3 separate regions of the Homo sapiens genome follow, and regions 2 and 3 are each linked to region 1. Evidence: chromatin loops called from intact Hi-C (ENCODE). Cell type or tissue: IMR-90. All regions are shown on one strand.

What was found. Hi-C counts contacts between places; a loop is a spot of excess contacts. Peaks named below come from ENCODE experiments on the same cell type or tissue, not always from the same donor. Only the 100,000 strongest peaks of a DNase experiment are listed, where the experiment ranks them.
Region 2: it touches region 1 in a loop (3-fold over the local background); 4 of 110 quality-filtered maps call a loop at or near these places.
Region 3: a loop joins it to region 1, with 3.0 times the contacts of the local background. A loop is called at or near these places in 3 of 110 quality-filtered maps.

Annotation. Positions count from the first base shown.
Region 1 is chr7:137,141,958-137,149,957 of GRCh38, reverse strand. All of the region lies in intron 1 of LOC349160 (a long non-coding RNA gene), which reads left to right. Among named protein-coding and RNA genes, the nearest start is that of PTN, 200 kb to the left of the region's middle. In IMR-90, no CTCF peak of the experiment used is centred here; DNase peaks (open chromatin) are centred at 3,247 and 3,637; H3K4me3 peaks cover 561 bases; H3K27ac peaks cover 3,989 bases.
Region 2 is chr7:136,958,124-136,966,123 of GRCh38, reverse strand. The region is part of intron 2 of CHRM2 (cholinergic receptor muscarinic 2); the gene reads right to left. The region is part of intron 2 of LOC349160 (a long non-coding RNA gene); the gene reads left to right. Among named protein-coding and RNA genes, the nearest start is that of MIR490, 59 kb to the right of the region's middle. In IMR-90, no CTCF peak of the experiment used is centred here; no DNase peak of the experiment used is centred here; H3K27ac peaks cover 2,754 bases.
Region 3 is chr7:136,997,861-137,005,860 of GRCh38, reverse strand. All of the region lies in intron 3 of CHRM2 (cholinergic receptor muscarinic 2), which reads right to left. All of the region lies in intron 2 of LOC349160 (a long non-coding RNA gene), which reads left to right. Among named protein-coding and RNA genes, the nearest start is that of MIR490, 99 kb to the right of the region's middle. In IMR-90, no CTCF peak of the experiment used is centred here; a DNase peak (open chromatin) is centred at 7,150; H3K27ac peaks cover 4,402 bases.

The DNA of each region.
Region 1 (8,000 bases):
CGAGGCGGGTGGATCACAAGGTCGGGAGATCGAGACCACGGTGAAACCCCGTCTCTACTAAAAATACAAAAAATTAGCCGGGCGTGGTGGTGGGCGCCTGTAGTCCCGGCTACTCGGGAGGCTGAGGCAGGAGAATGGCGTGAACCCGGGAGGCGGAGCTTGCAGTGAGCCGAGATTGCGCCACTGCACTCCAGCCTGGGGGACAGAGCAAGACTCCGTCTCAAAAAAAAAAAAAAAAAAGAATTGTCCTTTGTCATCCTTTTTGTGAATGCCACTTTAATTTAGTTAGAAGAAATTTGTTCGTTGCAGCACCAAAGGGTTCTAACTATTGCATAGAGTACCTTTCTTGCTTGCTTTTTTTGTCTGTTTTTTTTTTTTTTAACTAAGACAATCTACTTGACAAAACAAACCATCATGAGAAGGAGGTTTTGACACTTTAAGCTTAGAATAAATTGAAGTGTGTCTATAAAAACATGAAATATTCTTTTTGAAAGTACCATATAAATGCTAGTGCCTATTGCTAATGAACAGAATTGAATGGTATTAAGAGAAAAGTTATTAAGCTTCAGTGATACTCCTTCATATTGTGTGTAACCACCACAGGTATTGCTTTCTTTTTTTAAGTCAATGATTTTGAGTTTCATTGTCTTTAAATAGTACTGGAGACTGCAAAATTCTAATTTTTGATGACTTCTTCTCCAGCATTTTTTATTCATGTTCAAACCTCCTGTTATAACATTACCTAGTGACAGAACTATTATGATTTCTAAGATTGTAGTTTATTTCATTTTATCTTGGTTTTGGTGCCTTAGTTTCCAAAGTAAATTATCTAAAAGACTTCACTCCAAGAAGTGTTACAGATGCTGTCATGCATTGTACTATGTGTCCATTTTGTTAGTTTCAAAGTCTGACTTCTCCTGACCTCATCCTAAGATTATGTGCTCTATTCCATTTACAGTCCCATAGTCCCATAACTGCTGGATGTAATGAGTATAATTCCAGCAATCTGGCAGTGCCACAGTAGAAAGCATTGATGGGTCTGAATTTGATTCATGAAGGCTCTAGAGACTGTTGTTTTGGCATTTTAAGATCAAAACACCTCTTAAGACAGATGATTCTTCCTTCTCTGAAATTGAGGGCAGAGTCTGGAATGGAATCAGTGAAGTTCAACATAAATGAAATGTAACACATTTTAATTAATAGTATTACCAGGCAAACTTTTTAAAGAGAGTAGCAAGACAAGTTCATAGAGCAATGCATTTTCCTTGTGTCTTTTTATCAAGTGTCGACCTCTGTGGTAGTGAGAATTCTAAAATGCACCCTAAATTCTCATCTGAACATACATGCCAGGTATAATCTTCTCGGTTTCACTGTTGTTGGGACCAATGAACATAACAGGATACCAGGTCATTGATTAGGCTATTAATCAGTTGGCTTTGAGCTAATCAAAAGGGAGATTGTCCTGGGTGGGCCTAACCTGATCAGGTAACCCTTTTAAAAGAAGGTCACACACTGGAATCTCTCTCCCACTCCTTTGGAAGAAAACAAATGTGGTGAACTGCCTCTGGTGAGCTCCATTTGGCTAAGACCTGAGGCAGCTTCTAGGACCTGAGGGCACTCCTTGGCTGACAGCAAGAAAACAGGGCTTCCGTCCTACAGCCACAAGAAATTGAATTCTGCCAGCAACATACCTGAGTTGGAAGAGCACCTTGAACTCCAGATGAAAATGCAGTCCTACCAACATGTCGATTTCAACCTTGTGAGGCCTTGAGCAGGGGACTCAGTTATGTGTGCCCTGCCTTCTGACCTACCAAAACTGTAAGATAATAGATGGGTGTTGTTATAAGCCAGTGAGTTTGGGCTAACTTTTTACACAGCAAGAGAAAACTAATGCAACCACTCTTCAGAAGTGGTCATTACAGACAAGGATATGTTGGTGTAAACTCAGGTTTCCTCAGGAAACAATATGTAGGGGCCCTTCAGAGAGAATCCACGGGAAGCCAATTCAGTGGAGTGGAACACAGCTTGTTAAGGATGCCCTGAGGAATTTGAACACAGATGCATTCTCTAGTTTGGCAAGGTGAGTCTCCCCTGAAGTGGAGCTTCTCATGCACGCAAAACTGGGAGAGGAACCATTTTCTTCCCACAATTTCTTGTGGGCTGCTCCTTTTGTAAAATACAATAAACATAAATGAATACAAAATATAAAACTTTTTTAAAAGGACATTCAAAATATAAACTCCAATTTTTTGTCATTCAACAGATACAGATTTACTCTGTGAAGTTGCCATGCCACATTCCAAATGCTTACTCTCCATGTTGGCACTTATCTCCTTTGAGACCAGTTACGAACAGCAGACCAACCCAATATGTGAATCGCATTCTAAGGAGCACTGCTTGGAGAGGCACCAAATTCCACCAATGCCCTCTCTGCTTCTATGCGTGGAATGTACATCTAGCATTCAGCAAAGATAACTTGCTATGTTCAGAGAGGACCATGCCTAATTATAGGTATTTTCTATTTTGGAGCTAGCTGGTCATTTTTTAGTTCAGTGTAGATACTCCCCACACTTGCAATCAAAAATATAAATGGTAGCTCCAACTCCACTTTTTAATAGCCATGTGATCCTATAAAGTTATTTATGCTTCCCAAACCTCCTTTTTTTCTTCTTTGTAAAATGGCAATAATATCAGTAACATATCTCTTATGGTTGTGAAGATTAATGAGGTAGCAGGTATGCATGTGTTTTGTAAGCTGTTAAGCACTTTATACATGCATGAATTAATAGTATTTCTATTCTTAGAGTTTCCCTCAATAACTCATTCCAGCATGCTCTGCACAGAGGTTGGGAAATGAGAAAAATCTGGCCATGCGCTCTAAACAACTTGATTTTACTAACAATTTCTGGGAATCACTGAGAACCGTGTGTGTGTAAATGGCAGATACTGAAAAGATCTCTTTGTTACATTAATAACAGGCTCCTCCGAAACTCTTGTTTATGTGTAGAATGTTTCTAATTAATAACATAAGCAGGAGTAATGGTCATTGAATTCCATCCTCTAATCATGGCCTCCATTCTGCAGCTATTCTCACGGGTATGTGAGGCAGGCAGTATTTGTATTCAAAGAACATCTGCAATACTCTGTCTAGTACCATCAGCAGGCATTGTGGCATCTTAACATTACAACTTCTAGAAATGGAACAGGGAGAGGAAGACAGCCACATCAGGCTTACAACAGGAATCCCAGCTCTGCCCGTCAGTAACAGGAATTTGCGTGGTCAGATTGCTCCGACAATGCATTCGTTTTAGACATAAATACAAAAACCATTTTAGATTATTACTCATAAGGTTAAAATTCTTCTCTGTGGTTACCTTCAACTTTTTACCTTTAAAAGAATCACTTTAAAGTAGATTTATTACATGATAGTCTGGTTTCACTTAGAGAATTAAAAGGCAGAGACAATATTATAACGTCTTAGCTGGTTTTTTTTTTTTTTTGCCACTGGATAGAAATTGAATTATGTCTTCAAATATATTTTCCAGTTTACTATCCCATTGCCTATTTCTTTTAATCTTTATGAGTGAACCTACAAAAACAAAATCCCTCAGAGAGGAGGCAAATCCCTGTGGCTAACACTCCATGAGTCACTTTGAATATTTGTTATGACCTCAGTATCATACTATATCCATGCCTTCTGTATTATCTAAACCTTGTCTTACAGAGTCATTAAGAAAATTGAGTATGTTTTGAGTGTGGGGGAGGCCTAGAAATAATATAATTTGTTTAATGAGAGAGAACATTCCTTAGACACAGTGGCTGCAATTTGTGAGACCTACAATTCATTAAACAGTCCAAGTGGGCACATTCTTGTGCAAAGACCAACGGAATGTTTCTTATTGGTCAGGACAGCTGAATTTCTGCTGCTGATAGTGACATCTTCCAGAATATATCTGCAAGGAAATGTCCTTCTAAATTACAACCTAGTAGCCAGTAAGTTCTGTAGTAAGACTAAATATAAACAGAATTCAGGAAAATGGTGAAATAGGAAAAAAATATTAATGATAAGAAAAAAGTGAGAGATGAAATTTTAAGGGTAAATTTCTGTGTATATTGTGTAGTGAGTGGGAAGAACGAAGAACCCAGAGATTCTCTAGATTCTCTCAGCTTCTCTGAACTCTATGTAGCTTTCTCAAATCAGAACTTCTCTTCCTGACCTAACTCAAATTATTTTATTTTGCTTAGAATTTCATTTCATTCAAGTGATAACTCTATTAAGAACAAATGGGACAATGATGACTAGAGATACAGTTCAACAAGCCCAGTTGGACAAGAGCTCTTAACTCTGTTGCCTAAAATACATTCATTGGAATCCTGGAATACTCTTTAAACACTATTGCTGTATTAATAATGATATTATAATCCAAGACATACTTCTAGCAAGCACTTTCTGTAAGTCTTAGAAAAGTCTTCTAAACAATACGTCTTGTCAATATGTGATTGCTGCTACTGTGAAATAAAGACTGGGCAGAGTGAGAAGCCAAGGATATGCAAAATTATAGCCACATTCTTATGTAGGCTACAACTCTAGTCTGCTATCCATGGAGCTGAATCACGGGATGAGAAAGGAGAAACCAGTAACAGGGCTTTTCAAGGTGATACCAAGAACACATCAAAATGGTAAGAAAAGCCAAAGCATAGATAGAAACAAGAATTTCAAGTAAGAAAGCTCTCTGGGGCTGGGCGTGATGGCTCACGGCTCTAATCCCAGCACTTTGGGAGGCCAAGGAGAGTGGATCACTTGAGGTCAGAAGTTCAAGACCATCTTGGCCAACATGGTGAAACCCTGTCTCTACTAAAAAAAAAAAAAAAAAAAAAAAAAATTAGCTGGCCATGGCGGCACATGCCTATAATCCCAGCTACTCAGGAGGCTACAAGAATCACTTGAACTGGGAAGGCAGAGGCTGCAGTGAGCTGAAATCGTGCCACTGTCCTCCAGCGTGGGTGACAGAGTGAGACTCTGTCTAAAAAAAAAAAAGGAAAGAAAGAAAAAAAAGAGAAAGAGAGAAAGATATCTGGTTTAGACGTAAATACCTTGAGAATTCAGCTAAAAATGTTATTTTAATTAAACTGTTCATTCTGATTCTCCTCCCTTCATTGCATCAATCTGTTTTCTGGTCCAAAGTATTGCAGGGCCAGAAGAGCAAGGCCTATGTGAGCACGGGCATATCAGAGGATCATTTGATTAAAGTTAGTGATTGTAGACAGAAACTTGGGGGTAATTATCTGCAAATAGATGCTTTGATCCAGACATACTTTTTCAAGTTTAAACCTTGTGAATGCTTCCTATTTCATTTTTGTTTTGATTCTGAAGATCCCAGTAATTCGCTGATGTATTAGTCCCAAATTCCTCTACCTTTGTTGACATTGCTCTCAAGTCTCTGACTCTTGGTTTGCAGTTATCTGCAACCCTTAATTGTCAGTTTTGTTCTGACCCTGGTTTTCTATCACCTGCTCTAATTTTCTTGTTTTTATTTTTTTGGTAGGCTGGGACTACATTCTTGACTCTTTTCATCTATGTTGCATTAAGAAGCCCAAATAGCTTCAGCTCTTTATGCTAACCTCTCTCTATTGTCTTACCTGGAACTGTATAAAAATATCAATAGCTTCTGCCAGCTTTTAGTTTCAGCAAGACTTCAGGTTCTGCCTGGGGACACTATAATGTAATAATAATAAGATATTCTTGTTAATAATTTTGGTGAGGCAGTGTAAATAAAGTGTATAAAACTCTCCAGGGGAAAAGCAAATTGTAATAACCCGGGGCATTTGTTTATTAAGTGGAAGAAATAAAATAATTAGGAGGAAAGATTTGACACATAAGTAGAAATGGGTTGTTATAATATTTTTGATACATAAAATTTATATCATTGTTAAAGGTCTGAAAACAAAATATGATGAATTGTTGGCAGGAAGATATCACTGAAGAAAATAGATTACAACACTTGGGAATAAGTTACATAGACACCATTTTTCTTGATGAAAGGAATAATTTGTCATGATTTGTGTTTTAAAATGGAGTAGTTTGTGTGTGGAGGAGGGGGTGAGAAGCCCCTTTCAATAAAAATTTATAGGTGATGTTCTGATAATGATTAGTAGCGTGCAAGGTAAAATAACATTCTACATGAGAGATTTTATAATGTAACTTTTCACCAGATTCACTGAAATATCATTTATATAAAACAAAATTTACTGATTTTAAGCACGCAGTTAGATGGATTTTGTAATGGAATACAGGCCTGTAATCAGATCCAAAGTCATTACGTAGAACTATTACTTGTAAGTTTTTCACACATGCCCTTTATTAAGTTACAGAAGTTCTCTTCTAATTCTAGTTTGCTGAAAGTTTAAAATTTTATTTTTAATTTTTTTCTGGGTACTCAGTAGCTTTATATATTTATGGAGTACATGAGATATTTTGGTAGAGGCATGCAATGTATAATAATCACATCATGGAAAACTGGCTATCCATCCCCTCAAGCATTTATCCTTTGTGTTACAAACAATCCAATTATACTCTTAGTTATTTTTAATGTACAATTAAATTATTACTTAATTTAATATGTTGTGTTATCAAATACTTAAGAAATGGATGTTGATTTGGTAGGCAGAGGCAGGAGGATAGTGTGAGCCCCAGAAGTTGAGACTTCAGTGAGCCGTGTTCATACTACTGCACTCCAGCCTGGGTGACAGAGTGAGACACTCTCTCAAAATAAACAACAACAACAACAACAACAACAAAAAAGAAATGGAAGTTGAATTTGGTCAAAAGTATTTCTGCATGGAAATTATTATATGTAACTTGGTTTTTTGTTTGTTTTTTTTGGCTTATTAATATGGTGATTTGCATTGACAGATCCTCTGATAAACCAGTATTGCATTCCCAGGATAAATTCCACTTGATCATGATGTATTGTCTTTTTAAAAATATGTCATTGAGCTCAATTTTCTCTAAGTTTCTTTAGATTTTTAGTATTTACACTCATGAGGGATATTGGTCTGTGCTTTTCCTGTAATATCTTAAACTAGTTTTAGAATCAGGGTAATGTTATTTTTATAGAATGAGTTGGAAAGTGATATGAATTGAACTTTTGTGTTCTCACAAAATTTATTTGTTTAAGTCCTAACTCCCAGTGTGATGGTGTTTAGAGATGGGGCTGTAGGGAGGTAATTAAGGTCAGAGTGAGGTCAGAAGGATTAGAACCCTCATGATAGGATTAGTGCCCTTATAAGAAAACACATGGGGGAATTTGCTTTCTTTCTTTCCCTTCCTCTCTGTGTGTCCAGAGGTCTTGTGGGCACACAGAGATGGCAACTACTTATGACTCAAGAGTACTCAGAATGAATCTTATATTACTCACATCTTAACCTTAGGCTATCTAGCCTTCAGAACTCTGAGAAATAAATTTCTGTTGTTTAAGCCATGCAGTCTTGGTATTTTATATGGCAATCAAAGCAGACTAAGGCAGGAAGCATTTCTTTCATTTAAATTTTCTTCAAGAGTTGGTGTATAATGGGTATTATTTATTTGAAATGTTTGGTTTTCTTCTCCAGTGAAGCTATCTGTATCTGGAGTTTTTCTTGTGAGAAGTTTTTTTTTTTTCCTACAAATCTAACTTAATAAATTGATATCAATATATTAACATTATTTATGTATTCAGTTATCAGTGAGCACTTATACTTTGTGACTTTCAAGAAATTTATTTGTTCATTTTATCTAGGTAACTGAATGTATGGTGTTAAGACTATAAAAATATATTTTCTTATCATTCTTTTAATGTCTGTAGACTCTTCAATGATGTCACTTCTAATTCATGATATTTCTAACTTATGTTTTCTCCCATTTTTTCCCTAGTAAGTATGACTGAATGTTTATCACATTTATTACTCATTCTAAGAACGAATTTTTGGCTTCATTTATTTTTTCTTTTGTCTTTTCTATT
Region 2 (8,000 bases), 180 kb after region 1:
CTTCCCCTTTTTGGGCATCAATTATTACTCTGCCTTTTCTAGTTTACAGTATTCTTCATAGAAAAATGTAGAAGAAAAACAATATTATCAGAGTTCTGTCTCCCTCTGGTACTTGGTTAATATTATAGCATATTCTAAAGGGAAGAGCTCTAGGTTTTCCTTGTGCTCTTTCTTCAAATAAAGGCTTAAGGTTATTTCTGCCACACTCTTGGCTTTCTTTTTTTTTGTCAACACATCATGGCTCATTTAGGTGTATTCCCTTCCAAATACTATTCTAATTATTCCAACATTCCATTCTTTTGTATTATTTTTGTCTGTGTTCTTCCCATCTTGATTTTTATGTGTATCTCTTTAATACATGAATGCATCATAATAATGGCTTTTGCAGCCAACCACTGGGAGGCTGATTTTAGAGGACTGCACTGTGATATCAACTCAGATGAAGCTGTTTTCAAATTAATTTTTGTGTCTGTAGGAGCTTCTTTTTCTTCTTCGTCAAGATTGTTTTTAATTACAGTGTCATTTATTTCTAGACCATTCCATTTATTTTGAGTTATTTTCTCTTTTAGAGTATCTGGACCTGAAATTTTATGTGTGCCTTTTCTGTTTCAAAATTCCTTTGGCAAAATGTAATAATTAATATGCAAAATAAAACAGGCTGCTCATTCTCTCTGACAATTTCTTTTGGCTTTAATTTCACCAATTAATTTGCTCTTGTCCATGAGAAATAAATCCATAATAGCAATTCCATTCATTACTTCCTCAACTACTGAAGTATGGAAGTCACAGTAAAGCAAGACATTTCTTTCAGATTTTAGATTGTCTCTATTTAGGAAAAAAAAATGGACTCCTAACCAATATGCAGATGTTTTAATCCCCTCACCATTAATATATGTTGTTTCTGCATCAGCTTGTATACCTGAATTAAGAGAGCATTTTGACAAGAAGGCTGTAAAAGTTACCATAAACACCATAATCTCTATTATTTTATCATAATTTTAAAGCTCACCACAATATACATGTCTGCATTAATTCATAGATATCTAGACTTTTATATAATTCTTGACATAGAAATTTCACTATTTATACCTGTTTTATTTAAATGAAGTATAATGTCCATGCCTTTATGTCAGTGATGAGTTCTCAACAAAATTTCCAATATTTGTAAGACTTTATAATACCTAGAAGGTCCTTTGTTCAAATTATACTAAAAAGGTTCAGAAAGGAAGGGAAGGAAGCTTAATAACTTTTAAGGCAACCAGAGAGTTGTTAGTTTTGGACACTTTAAATAAACTGCTAGCAATTATTTTATTAGATGTAGTTGTTGGACTGGTCACAAAGAATAGGTAAGAAAACTGAACAGATGTCACAGAGAGAAGAGAGAGTGGGTACTTTGCTTCCTCTGTTACAGACTTTCATGGACTGAATACTCTGATGAACAGACTACATAGGCAGACTACATAGGCAGGGAAATTCTGTCTTAAACTTTGCAGCTTCAGTTTTCCTGTGTGCAAAGGAAAAAGGAGGAAGGAATCCAATATTTCCTTTGGGAGACTAGACAAAGAAAGAAGAAAGAATTTGGCAATGCTGACTGGTCTCGTAATATTTTCTGATATTTTGCAGGCAGGCAATTGAGAAATGTTTTTCTCCCAGCCCTTATACTGCCAAGGCCAACTGAGGACCAAAGACAAAAGTTCCAGGCAGCACTCAAAAGGCTTCCAGAGGTCATAGAAGTTTAAAATTTCAGCTGTATTTTTTATTGACTACAAAATCTGCAGGAGGGTAAAAGTTATCTGCATGAGAACAAGCTGAAATAGTGATCCCCTAAATAGCAATAATATATGGATGTGTTGTATATAAAAGTTATTAATTTTCATTTAAAAACATATATATATATATTTAACCATTTCTTAGGGCAAATAACTAATAATAATTTTTTTTGAAAATTATATTCTAATGAAAATTTTCTACTGTCAGAATTTACTTTTCTTTCACTAGATACACCTGGGAAAGAATTATTTGGCTGAAACCTTTTTGGTGAATTTGTATGGACCGGCAGCAAATAGACAAACTTTCAAAACAGGAATGTTCTGCAAATAAATACAGTTGATTTCATCAGTGACTAAATACCACAAGAACCCAGCCGAACAGTGCAGTACGCAAATGAGAAGTATAAAGAGAGGACATCAGTGCCACCAAAAGACAAGGGTGTCTCTGTTATAACATCTGTAACCAACCTGGAAACCTTTGAGAAACCTTTGCTACAGCAGTATTCAGTGGATCTCAACACTGGAAGCACATTAGAATTGTCTAGAGAAATTTTTTTTTTTAATTAATGCAATTGCCCAGGTTTCACATAAGTGATTTTGATTTAAATGCTCCACAGTGGGACCTGGGCGTCATTTTTTTAAAAGTGATTCTAATGTGAACCCAGGACTGAGACCCCTGGTTGGCTAACCCATATCTCTAGAGGGGAGCAGATGAACTGAAATGTACTGGACTAAATTGTGGGGACGTGCGCCTTGAATAGAGAATAATTAATTTCCAACATTAATTTCAGCATATTCTTCCTTCAGTTTTCATCCTTGAAAACAAACCATCTGAAACCCTAGAGCCCTTAAGTCTTGTCAGTAAATTACGTTCTTCCTGAAATCCTATGAACATCTTTTCTGGCAAAGCATCCTTGACCCATTGCAGTGCAATCAGTGCTTTACTGCTTTGATTTTCTTGAATTGTAAGTTCCTCAAGAGCAGAGATCATGTCTTCTTTAACTCTGTTTCTCCACTGCTCAGCACCATGTCTCGTGCTTACGAGATAAACGCTTTTAAAACAAATGTATTAATTAACGGAAAACAGAAAAGGAATGGACAAGCATTCAGGCACCCTGGTCTTATCTTTTATTTCTTTTTCTTTTCTAGTGTCTGCTTCCTGCTGTCTTACCTTCTGTTTCCTTTTTGTTTTGTTTCTCTTGAACTCTGGGACAATGTTTTGTTTCAAAAGTAATTTTCTCTCTCTTTTTTTCTTCTCTCAGTTCTCCTCTCACTCTTCCATGTAACATCACACATCCAGTTCATTAAATTTGATTTGTATTCTTTTTTCGTAAAAACTAATGTAAGTACTTAACCCTAACTGTATCAAACCTTTATTGCAATTTCAATTATTAATTTTCCTACAAGTGGGTAAGTTCTTTGAAAGCAAGACTGTATCCACCATAATTCCTACTACAGTGTAGAACATATTTTAAGCTGTTAATAAATACTTGTTGACTTTCAGGGCCTTAATTATTTTTCTGTGAGTGAACTCTGAGTCACAATGAGGCGGTTTTTCAGTAGTACAGAGGGTACTTTGCATATTAGACCTTTTCTGGCTCTTTTAACAAGGACGCTGTTGCTTATTCCTAATACAATGTCGTTCTCTGGCAGGTGAAACTTATCTTGCAAGTTTGTACTGGGTTTTTGTTTTTTAAACTGATGCCAAGTAAATGAAACTTACTCCTTCAAAAAATTACATTTCCCCACTAACTTTCAATTAAGTGGACAGTTTCATATTTCAATATGGAAAGCTTAACAAATGCCCTCAGAGAACAGGGCATGACTACCTGTTCTTACTTAGAGTCTACTTAATTCTCCCCTGCCACCACTACCACTCACCCTCTACTATCCTTTCTGGCCTCAGAAGCCACCAGTTGTGGCCGGGCGCAGTGGCTTACACCTGTAATCCCAGCACATTGGGAGGCTGAGACAGGCTGATCACTTGAGGCCAGGAGTTCGAGACTAGCCTGGCCAACACGGCGAAACCCTGTCTCTACTAAAAATACAAAAAATTAGCCCAGCATGGTGGCGCATGCCTGTAAATCCCAGCTACTTGGGAGGCTGAGGCATGAGAATCACTTGAACCTCAGAGACAGAGGTTGCAGTGAGCCAAGATTGCACCACTGCACTCGTTTAGACAAAAGAGCAAGACTCTGTCTAAAAAAAAAAAACAGAATTACCAGTTACCTATTCAGTTGACAGTCATTACTGCAGAGTTATGAAAATGTGGTCATATACCCCACAGTATAGTCTGTCTGAGGCCCTCCAGTCGTTCCTTTTCCCTTTACAGATTCTAGAAAAGGTTGCTGAGAAGCTATTTTTATGTTTGTGCCCTCAAAACACTGAACTCCTTCTGGAACCTGCACTGATTGTCATGTGAACCAAGCAATCCAAGCCATCCTGTCTTCCCTAGGATCCACGCCCCTGTCCTCCCCACGTCTCCTTCTCCTCTACTTTCTTCTCCACATATCCATGACCAGCTCTTCTCCTCTGAGTTCTTGTTTTCTTCCTTCTCTTTCCTTTCCTTCTCCCTTTCTCTCACCTTCCTTTTTTGGACCCCTTTTCCTACCTCTTTTCTCTAATAAAGTTTATCTAGATACATCTTCCAGTTTAAAAAATGTTTGAGAATTTACCTACCAGTAAACCTATATAACTCATATATAAATAAATATCTACACCAACAATTGTCCTAATTTTTAGATTGAAATGTACCCCAAAGTCTACAGTTTAAAGAATGAAAAAAAATTAGAAATTTTGTATTTATTAATTGAACAGAAACTTTTTGCTTTCACTAAAAATAATTAAACATATTTTTAGTGGGAGAAAATTGGTTGAGTATGCCTCATTTAAAAAGTATCTCAGTATAACATTTTACAATATAGTACAGAGGCTCCTCAACTTATGATTATGTTACTTCCTGATAAACCTATTGTAAGTCAAAAATGCATTTAGTCAACATACCAAACATCATAGCTTAGCCTAGCCTACCTTAAACTTGCCCAGAACACTTACATTATTAGCTTCCAGTGGCAAAATCACCTAAAACAGAAATATTTGATAAGAAAGTGCTGAATACCTCATGTAGTTTACTGAATACTGTACTGATAGTAGAAAACAGAATGGTTTTATGGGTCCTTGAAGTATGGTTTCTACTGAATGCATATGGTTTTTTTAATTAATTTTTTTTTTTAATGAAGTCTAGCTCTGTCGTCCAGGCCGGAGTGCAGTGGCGCCATCTTGGCTCGCTGCAATCTCCACCTTCTGGGTTCATGCAGTTCTCCTGCCTCAGCCTCCAAGTAGCTGGTTACAGGCACCTGCCACCACGCCTGGCTAATTTTTTTGTATTTTTAGTAGAGACGGGGTTTCACCCTGTTGGCCAGGCTGGTTTCAAACTCCTGACCTCAAGTGGTCTGCCCACCTCAGTCTCCCAAAGTGCTAGGATTACAGGTGTGAGCTACTGTGCCCTGCCAAATGCATATGGCTTTCATATCCATCACAAAATAATAATAAAAATCACTAAGTTGAACCATTGCAAGTGAAAGAGTTTATGTCTGTACTTATGAGATTGGTTTATTGAGTCTCAACACAATGAGCTATAGAATAGAAAAAAAAGTGTGAATATTTTATTAACCATTGCCTTCAAGCATGTTTTGTCAAATCTCATGTTAGCAGTTACTCTACAACTTATAGTTAAGTTGTTCACTTTAGCAGTTACTCTACAACTTATAGTTAAGCAGTTACTCTACAACTTATAGTTAACTTAGTCTACTCCAGTTTACCTCTGGTTTCTGAGTTGGGAGGTATCGTGATCTATTTGACTCCTTCCTTGTCTGTTGACTGGAGAACCTGGGAATGAGTGAATAGGATGTTCTGGCTTAGCCACGTTTGTTTCTCTCCTTCCCCAGTGTCTAGCTCCTCTGGTGTTAGAAATGGGGAGAAGAAAGAGAGAAGCCAAACATCCCCTTGCAGTTTTTCACATCTATACTATGTGAAGGTAGTACTAGGTCCAAGCCCATTCCATTGGCTGCTAGCAGCCTCTGTTAATATGGAGGTCTTTGTATAGATGATGTGGATGGTTTTCTAGGGCAGCATGCAGCTTCATTCCAGAATTTCCTATCTCCTAAGACCCAGGTACAGAGAAATACATTTGCCTGCCATTGACCACTGGTAAAGAGTTAATTCTTTTAGCCCCCTCTTAGGTTGGGGCGCAGCTTGCTTGGTGCCCAGTTCTAGGACAGCCACACAGCTACTCCCTCCCTCGCTCTCCGTTCTCCCTCACCCAGAGCCCCAGGAACCACAGGGATAGTACTTGCACTGTATGAGGCTGTACTATTTAGAATCAGGGATAGAGTAGCCCCCTACCCTTCACTTTTCCTTCTTTTTGTTTTTGTTTTTGTTTTTTGGACGGAGTTTTGCTCTTGCTGCCCAGGCTGGAGTGCAATGGTGCGATCTCAGCTCACTGCAAACTCTGCCTCCCAGGTTCAAGCGATTCTCCTGCCTTAGCCTCCCGAGTAGCTGGGATTACAGGCATGCACCACCAGGCCCAGCTAATTTTGTATTTTTAGTAGAGATCGTGCTTCTCCATGTTGGTCAGGCTGGTCTCGAACTCCCGACCTCAGGTGATCTGCTGCCTCGGCCTCCCAAAGTATTGGGATTACAGGTGTGAGCCACCGTGGCCTCCCCCTTCACTTCCTTCTTAACATATGCTTTGGTCTTCTGTCACCCACTTCAGAAATCACCATAATGGAAAAATGTAGAGTTTGGTTTCTGTCTTCACATTCAAGCACATCCTCCACATTCTGTGGCTACTTTTAAACTCTACTGATAATTCTTTTACCAACCTCTACATTTACACTCTTATGGAGCCTAGCATGGGCCTAATGGATCTACAATACCGGAACCAGATGTTGGTATCCACATGTCTCAGGCACTCCTATCTCAATAAACGCATTTCTTGTTAGTCCTCCACTCAAATCACTTTGCTTATCTTGGTCAGAAGGGCATAACCTCCTTTAAAATTCATACTCTGAGTTACATTTTAATGTAAAAATTACTATAGCAGAAGATATACATTCATTTGTAAGTATATAGATTTATTGGTGGGTAAATTCTCAAACTATTTTTAATTGAAGGATGTATCTAGAGAGCACTATTAGAGGATAGAAGCTAAGGAGAGGAAGGAGATAAGAGAAAGGTGAAGATGACTTGGGTCACCATTGTTCACATGATATTGGTGCCTATCCCAGAAGAGGTTCAGAGTCTCCAGGGCAGAAACATAAAAATAGCCTCTCAGCCATCTTTTCAGACATCTCTAAAAGCTAAGGAAGAGACAAACTGGTGGGCCTCAGAGAGACCATACCGAGGGGCATATGCTCAAATTTTTCAAACTTGGAATAGTAATATTACTGTCAACTGAAGAGGTAATCACTTGTATTGTGGACAGAGCTGGTGATCCATTTACTTCCTACTGCCATTTAAAAACTAATTTGTGTAATTTGAAGTCTCATTTAATCTCCAGCACTTCCTTACCCATTCTTACTCTCAACAGATGATGCTGGCTAGACATGGTGGCTCACACCTGTAATCCCAGCACTGTGGGAGGCTGAGGCAGGTGGATGGCTTTAGCTCAGGAATTTGAGACTAGCCTGGGCAACATGGTGAAACTCCATCTCTATAGAAAATACAAAAATTACCTGGGCATGGTAGCACACTCCTGTATTCCCAGTTTCTCAGGGGTCTGAGGTGAGAGGATGGCTTTAGCCCCGGGAGGTAGAGGTGGCAGTGAGCTGTAATCGCCCCACTGCACTCCAGCCTGGGCAACAGAATAAAACGCTGTCTCAGAAAAAAAAAAAAAAAAAAAAAAAGATGACACTGCTTCTTCATTTTACAATAGATGTAAGAATTACAATAGATGTAAGAAGTACAATAGAAAATAGAAGTGAATAAAATAAAGTGCCCACAGGCTCCCATCATGGTATTCAAAGAGCTGCAAGTACCAGAGCCCAACCACTCTGCCCTCGCTGCTGCTATCATGGATGAAGTCATTGTGTCTAAGCTAAAGACAATGTCTCTTCTTGTTCACTGGATTCCTTCTTCTCTTACCAACTCTAAGATGTTGCCTTCTTATCTATTCCACCAGCTGTTCTCTTCCCTCTCAACTGGCTCATTTCCGTTAGCATAAAAATGTGC
Region 3 (8,000 bases), 140 kb after region 1:
TCCTAAAGTCGGCAGGCTGCTGGTTTAATAACTCTAAATTAGTTAATTCATTGCTTTGAATTAAAAATGTGAATCAAATTTGCAGAGAATTGAGGCTTTTTAGGACTATGATAGAAAATTCTAGAATAAAAGCAGTTGTTCTAGAGAAGCTGAGCAGCTCCAAACAAAATATCCTTTTAGGGATCCTTTTCAATGGTCTATGTGCCCATTGGAAGCTGAGACAGAGCACATGGCAATGTGGAGCTTTGGATAGTAGGTCAAGGACAACTTTAAAGGGAGGAACAAAAGTCAGTTTGGGAGAAGAGAGAAGATAAAGAGGAAGTTAGTACTTTTCCTCTGAAGAATAGACCAGGATGGTTGGGATAAGAATAAGTGAGATTAGAGGCTGTGAAAATATTAGGAGGTGCACATAGAAGTGAAATTTTTTTCAGAGTATATAGAAAACAAATATTCAGATAGCATATCTTATAATAGTTAAGTAGAGACAAGGACACTTAGTTATACTTAGGAATATATATTTATTTTAAGCATGTCTCTACTTAAGGCTGCATTGCTTATGGAGAGAAAGAGAAAGTTGCTCTTTTCATTAAAATGCCTATTTATATGAAAAGTAAAGCAAGTGGATTGTGTTTTGTAGACATGCTATTATTAGTCATCGCCTCTTAAAACACATGCACTGATAAGTATGAGCTTAATGGACACCATCACTCTTCTAGTAGCCATCCTAGAATGTAGGTATAGGGTACAGAGAAACCAGTTCACCCCCATATAGCTAAATCTTGGTTCTTCTAGCTTTTCAATGACAGAAATGACACAGGCCTCATATAATTAAGATTCATACCAGATTCAACGAAGCTGTAAAAATAAAATAGTAATGAAGTGTGGAGAGTAATGGGAAGCAACTATTTTTATTGTTTCCAGTCGAAAGACAAAATGATTGTTTCCCCAGAGTTTGATTGCAGACTATTTCTAGAACTGAGCCAAATGACCGCAGTGTTATCCCATGAAAACTTGAAAAAATGAGAGCAGGGAGAAGATTAAAGTCTTTACTAAATGATCTAATGGCAATTGAGATGAAGAAACATAAAAAGCTGCATCAACTCAGCAAAGATTTTTGTATCTAAAGCACTAATTTAGAATTAAAATAAAGCCAGTTGGTCAGAGAGAATGAAGAGGTTTATGTGGTAAATCAGGGCAGTCAACTCTCCAGACTGCTTGAAATGAAATGACTTTTTGGTTTATGACCTCAGGGGAATCACAACATAATTGAATATATGTAAGATAAGTCATCACATGCTGTGCCCACCCTCTCTTCCGAAGACCTCAGCCCCTTCCCTCTTCCAACACCCTTAGTGTGAGACTACATCAATATTTAAATACCCTGACTCCTCTTTACCTCCAGACTCTCCAAATACCTGTCTCCCATTTAGACTGAGATATAATTACCAAACCATAATCTTTACCTCTATCAGGGAGTATGTTCCATGTGGACTATGCCCAGTGTGAAAGCTAGGATAAAAAAGTGGCATTTCCCTTCTTGAAATAAACCATCTTGACTTGGAAATGTCCTCAGTACATTTTTTCTGCCCCCATCTCTACTGTGTCATCTGACAAAAAGTAGCTAAATTGTGAGTAGTTCACATACAGAAGTATTTAAATACAATTTCCATTCCTATATAATGCCTGAGAATGGAAGATCTTCCAGTAGACAGCAAATGGATTGGGACTTGTTCATAAATCTTCTAGGCAGTGTGGTTTTTCCTTGAAGCACAATTGTATTAGTCCATTCTCAGAGTGCTATGAAGAAATACCCAAGACCGTGTAACTTATAAAGGAATGAGGTTTAATTGACCCACAGTTTCACAGGACTGGAAGGACCTTAGGAAACTTACAAGCATGGCAGAAGGGGAAGCAAAGGCGGCAGGGGAGAGAAGTGCCGAGCAAAAGGGGAAAAGCCCCTTATCAAATCATCAGATCTCATGAGAACTCACTGGCTATCACAAGAACAGCACTAGGGTAACCACCCCATGATTGTTACCTCCCACTGGGTTCCTCCCACAACATGTGGGGATTATGGGAACTACAATTCAAAATGAGGTTTGGGTGGGAACACAGCCAAACCATATCAACAATTATACTACTATCAGCAAAGTTGGTTTAGCATGCATTGTCTGCTGGGTTAGGAGTATACACACCTGGACTTCTAAGATAACATGTTAGAGTAGGATTCTGTGAGTAGTTACTAACCCCAGAATACCCCAAGATGGAAGGAAATAGGAAGCTGAGAGGTTTGGGCCTGGGCCTGTATTTATTCACCTAACTAGTGTGTGTGTGTGTGTGTGTGTGTGTGTGTGTGTGTGTGTGTGTGTGTGTGTGTGTGTGTGTGTATGCATGCATGCATATGCATACATCAAGTATGTTAGTTGAGGAGGAAAGGGTAATAACATATAAGAAGAAAAGAAAGAAAGAATGTCTCTGTTCTTCTAAAGGTTAAGGAAAATTTCTCATAAAGCATCAGTGGAATGTGACAACATGCTGTACAAGGAGAACTTGCAATTCACAAAACAAGACTCCTGTAAGCAATTATGGAAGCTTGAAGAATGGCATTTGATTCTCAGATTCCTCCTTTTGAGGGAGACAGCAGCAAGCCCTACCAGGCTGCATATCTTTCTAAGAGATTTGCTGGCAGAAATGCTGGCTTCATGCTGTATAGGGGATGCAACTGTTCCTTCCATAACTTCGTACCCAGTTAACTGTGATGCATCTGTGAACGCAGTAGACAAGACTTTGGAGTTAAACCTGAAACGGAAGCCTATCTCTGTTATTTTCTCATTGTGTGAGCTTAAATTTGTTGACCCCCTTTCCACATCTAGAAGATCTAGAAGATGTGGAAAATAAAATCTACCATTGACAATATTTTTAAAAAGGCACATAATATAACAGCCTCTTAGCATAATACACCATGATAATAGTGACTGTTAAGCAGTCACTATTACTGAGTCCATTATAATTTAACAGTTGATTCTAATCAACAAGTAGAGCATTTAAAAAGGGACAAAAACAGAAACAAAGCATGTACTCTCTATTTCTCTCAAGAAAATAAGTAACCTGAAATAATTTTTATATTATAGGAGTCTATTCTATGTCACTTTTATTATTTACTTTTACTTATTTTAAGGATTCCAGAAATCTCACTGTCATTCTGTGGTATCCTGATTCTTATGCTGAAATGATATCTTCAATCTATACTTCAAGAAATGTCAATTTAAAACTTAGTGACTAATCCTCTTCCTAACCCAATGGTCAAAGTGTCACAGACAAGTGAACCTCTATTTAAAATTCTTGCTGTAGATCTATGAAAGATTACTTAGTAAATCTAAACTTACTTTTGCTGAAAGCAGTTTATTTTGGAGAAAAAGATGATCTTTCTGAGGGACTAAAGAAAAATTTCTGGTCCTCCACAAATTTAGAACAAATCATGAAACTAAGAGAGAGATGTATTGTTGAAAAATATAAAAATAACAAAATTTCATATGTCAAATTTGAGTGCTTAGAGCATGATCTATAAATATGCATAAAGTTAATTTGTAACTTGCATTTACCATATCACTCTAAATGCTATTTTCAAATAAACAACTTTTTAAAAAATTTCACTTAAACTCTTTTGCTAATTGAAATAAAACAACTTGTGATAAAAAACAAACAAAACAAAACAAACAAAACAAAACAAAAAACCAGAAAGCATTCTTTCTTCTAAATGCCAGTCTTCTTGACCGGCTTTTCTCATATTTTTTCTTTCTTACTCTTAATTATTTATCTTGACAACTTCATTCCTTTTAGCAAGATTCTTCTCTTCTACATATGTATTCATTCTTTCCTTCAACCATTCTATGTTCAGCGAGTGTAGGATGTAGGAGATGGCTTAGGTTGTCTGAAGAACCCCACAGAAGGACAGTTTCCCAATCTCTCATGTCATGTTACTCTTCTGCTGAGACTGGCTAGGATAAAAGAATTAACTTTGTTTATGATACGGTGACTACTATAAAACATTTATCTGGAAATATTATTCCACAGATGAGACACAGCCTTGTCATCCTAGAATTCAGGGGTCGTAACCAGGTTAGAGCAGGCCTCCCATAGCAAGACAAGGGATACAGACCTATTGTATTGCTAGTCCTTTGGTGATGAGATAGCCCCCCACAACCTGCTGAGAAGGCCCTCTCCAGTGTGCCACGGCCAAATCTCATCCTAGCCCTAAATGAAAGGTCTGTGCATCCCCCAACCAGACTTCTCTCTGGTTCATATTTGGCTGTTGGGAAGGAAATACTTAGCTCAAATGTTCCAAGGACAGAATCATTCTCATTCATAGGCCACCTCTTAGTCCCTGTTCTTCATGAAAAAGCATCCTCAGCTCTGTGTCTGCATTTAGGAATGTAACTTATGAACAGCTTGCCTCTGGCTCTTCCTTGTTTGGTTGCTTTCAAAGCCCACTGTAAAGCTCAAAGGTGACAGCTTGACCCGTTTTGCTCAGTATATATATTTTCTTTTTTGTATTGTTATTAAAATAACAAATGACTGTGCATAAAGCCGGCCTCTTTAAACAAGTGCTAAACTAGTAAATCACAGTGGGAACAACCCTGTCTGAGGGGGGAGGAGGAAGTAGCTAGACTACAGAAAGACCAAAAACAAGCATTGAAGGGGGCAGGGATGAAGATGTGGGGTGGGGAGTTTTCATTATGTTTGGCACAATGCCCAGTACATCCTCAGATTTCCAAGCTGTGCTTTAAAATGTAGATTGGAAGCCTCTTGAATAAAGTTTAATTTCTGTCTATATGTGATCTCAAGTTTTATAACCAAGTTTTTAACACTCACCCTATAGCTGGCTTCTTTATTCTAAGTATGAACCACACATTCCTTCTCAAACAAAACAAACCCTTAAATGGTTAAAGGCTCAATGGAGTTATAAAACTCAAACAATATTTTCATATGCTGGGGTTAAGCGAATTGGAAAATTATGAATCACTCAATAAAGTACACAAGGATATAAAAGCCAAAGGATAAAAAATCGTGACAGGTGTTTTTGGTTACATGCATTGTAGTGCTTGTGTTGGGATGGATTAAAAAAAAAAAGGTGAACAGACAGACCCCTATTTTATAATGTGATGGTAAAGCAAAATAGAAAGAAGAAGTGATTTAAAGGAAAGGTAGGTTAAGGAAAGGTAGGTTAAGGAAAGCCTTTAAAAATATTTGGTTTACTTGCTTTTTTTCCCTTCCTTCCTTCCTTCCTTCCTTCCTTCCTTCCTTCCTTCCTTCTTTCTTTCTTTTCTTTCTTTCTTTTTTTTTAATAATAATATATTATGAGACTAGGCGCGGTGGCTCACACCTGTAATCCCAGCACTTTGGGAGGCCGAGGTGGGCAGATCACCTGAGGTCAGGAGTATGAGACCAGCCTGGCCAACATGGCAAAACCTCGTCTCTACTAAAAAAACAAAAAAATAGCTGGGCATAGTGGCGGGCATTTATAATCCCGGCTACTCTGGTGGGTGAGGCAGGAGAATCACTTGAACCTGGGAGGTGGAGGTTGCAGTGAGCCGAGATTGCGCCACTGCACTCCAGCCTGGGTGACAGAGCGAGACTCTGTCCGAAAAAAAAAAAAAAAAAAAAAAGAAAGAAAAAGAATTATGAAAGACAAGCTGAACAAAAGAAAATACTGATGAGTGAGGGTCTAAAGGTTTAAAAGCAATAGTTGACTCTGGCTAGGTTGGGAGTAGTAGAAAAATAATTACCTTTACAGTTTGTAAAATTGTCATCTGTGCAATAGGTCTGTTTGAGATGTTGTTTTAGTACTTTCTGTTATTTAGAAAACATATTCATGGATTTCTTAAGCTCAGGTGAATTGTATAGCTTTGCTCTACTTATTCCATATAATAACAATTTTCATGAAGTCACATCCTCTTACATTCATCACCATTTATTACTGGACTCTATAAGTTTGTAATACATAAATTTGCTAACAGTTGTTTCCCGTTCACCAACATTTCCAGAAATTGAACCTTGGTTGCAGACTGTGGCAGCATTTATGTAGTATCGGGAAGCAGTTGGGAACAGAAGTATCTGTACTATTTACTTATCCTGTATGTAGAACAAACAGCAGCAGATTTTGGATATCCAGAGCAAGAATGTGTCATGTGTGACTTCTGTTTAACTATTAGTAGCTTTAAAAATACACTCATAGGTGGGAATTGAACAATGAGAACACATGGACACAGGAAGGGGAACATCATACACCGGGGCCTGTTGTGGGGTGGGAGGAGGGGGGAGGGATAGCATTAGGAGATATACCTAATGTTAAATGACGAGTTAATGGGTGCAGCACACCAACATGGCACGTGTATATATATATGTAACAAACCTGCACATTGTGCACATGTACCCTAAAACTTAAAGTATAATTAAAAAAAGAAGTAAAATATATTTTATTTTATTTAAAGTTCCAGGATACATGTGGAGGATGTGCAAGTTTGTTACATAAATAAACGTGTGCCATGGTGGTTTGCTGCACCTGTCAACCCATCACCTAGTTATTAAGCCCCATGTGCATTAGCTGTTTATCCTGATGCTCTCTTTCCCCTCCCCGATGGTACATTTTTGAAAGATAATGAACAGTAATAAACATCGTTCATGATGACTCAACTGATTTCCATTTTTAGGCTATATAGTGAACAGCAAATAAACAGGGTAGGGAAAGAAGTACATGAATTAGCAACAGTGTTCATGGGCGAATTTCATGACTAAATTAAATAAACCTACTATGTGAAATAAGCCCCAATCCCAAATTATCAATGTATCTAAGTGAGGGTTTTTTCTACAATTTTAAAATTTGATACTGCCTTTATTTTCTTGCAAACTACCTATTTGGCGTGATTAACTAACTGGTAGCTACTTCTATTGTTTGCTCCTCCTGAGTCACTATGTGCACATGTTTTCTTTTTTAATTTAATACTTTGGGGTGTAATCTGAGAGGGGTTCTTATTTAGAATATGTTTCATCTCAAAAATAAAAAAATTTGCAAGATGATGCCTTTTTCAGGAACTCAAGCAAATTGACAGTAGACACATTGTCCACCCAAACCACCTCTCCGTTTCTCACGTTGATCTGTTTGTTTTTAAACAGAAATGTTGATCTAAACTCATGGAAAAGGCATGTGCATGTGATATTAAAATATGTGCATTGTCATTCCAGAGATGCTATTTCATTTCTCTGAGTTTGATTTTTGTCCCTGTGGCAATGAGGACATTTGACTCTAACATCTCTTTCATCTCTAAAAGAGTCTTAGGATTCTAATTTTACTTGAATTCTCTTAGGATCCATATGATGCTGACTGAGAGGTCAGAGATGATGTCACTCACGTCTCCCTTAGATCTGCATTTTCCTAAATACTGTACCCTGTGTATCTACAAAAAGAAAACAACTCAATCTCTCTTGAATTTATGCTACTTCGGCCTTGTTGGCCTTATGGAAGAGGACTCACTTTGTGTCAGCTGTGGTTTTCTTTGTCACTATCTTCAATCCTCCCACCTTCAATATCCTGGTACATCTCAGCTTCCTTCTGTGACCCTTCATCCATGCAGGCTTGAAAATTAGATTCAAATTGCTATCTGTATCTTCATTTCACTCTCAATATTGAAACGTATGAGCTTGAACTAATTCTCTCAATCTAGCTCCATATGTACCTACTAACTCATTAAAAGCCAGCTGTAGCATTGGAGCAAGAGATCATATATTAGAGAAGGAAAGCAATTTACTTGGCAAGTTCATTTGTATATTCTCTTCAATGTCATAGCAAAGGTTTGTCCTTGGGATAAGGGTGTTTTCTCACCCAGTCTGTCTCTCCAGCTGTCTGATTCCTCAATTAACTGACACCTCTGTGGCAGTGATTTCATCCTGTGCTTATTTAGTGGACAAACTAAATAGTGATCTGATGACTTACATGCTTATTT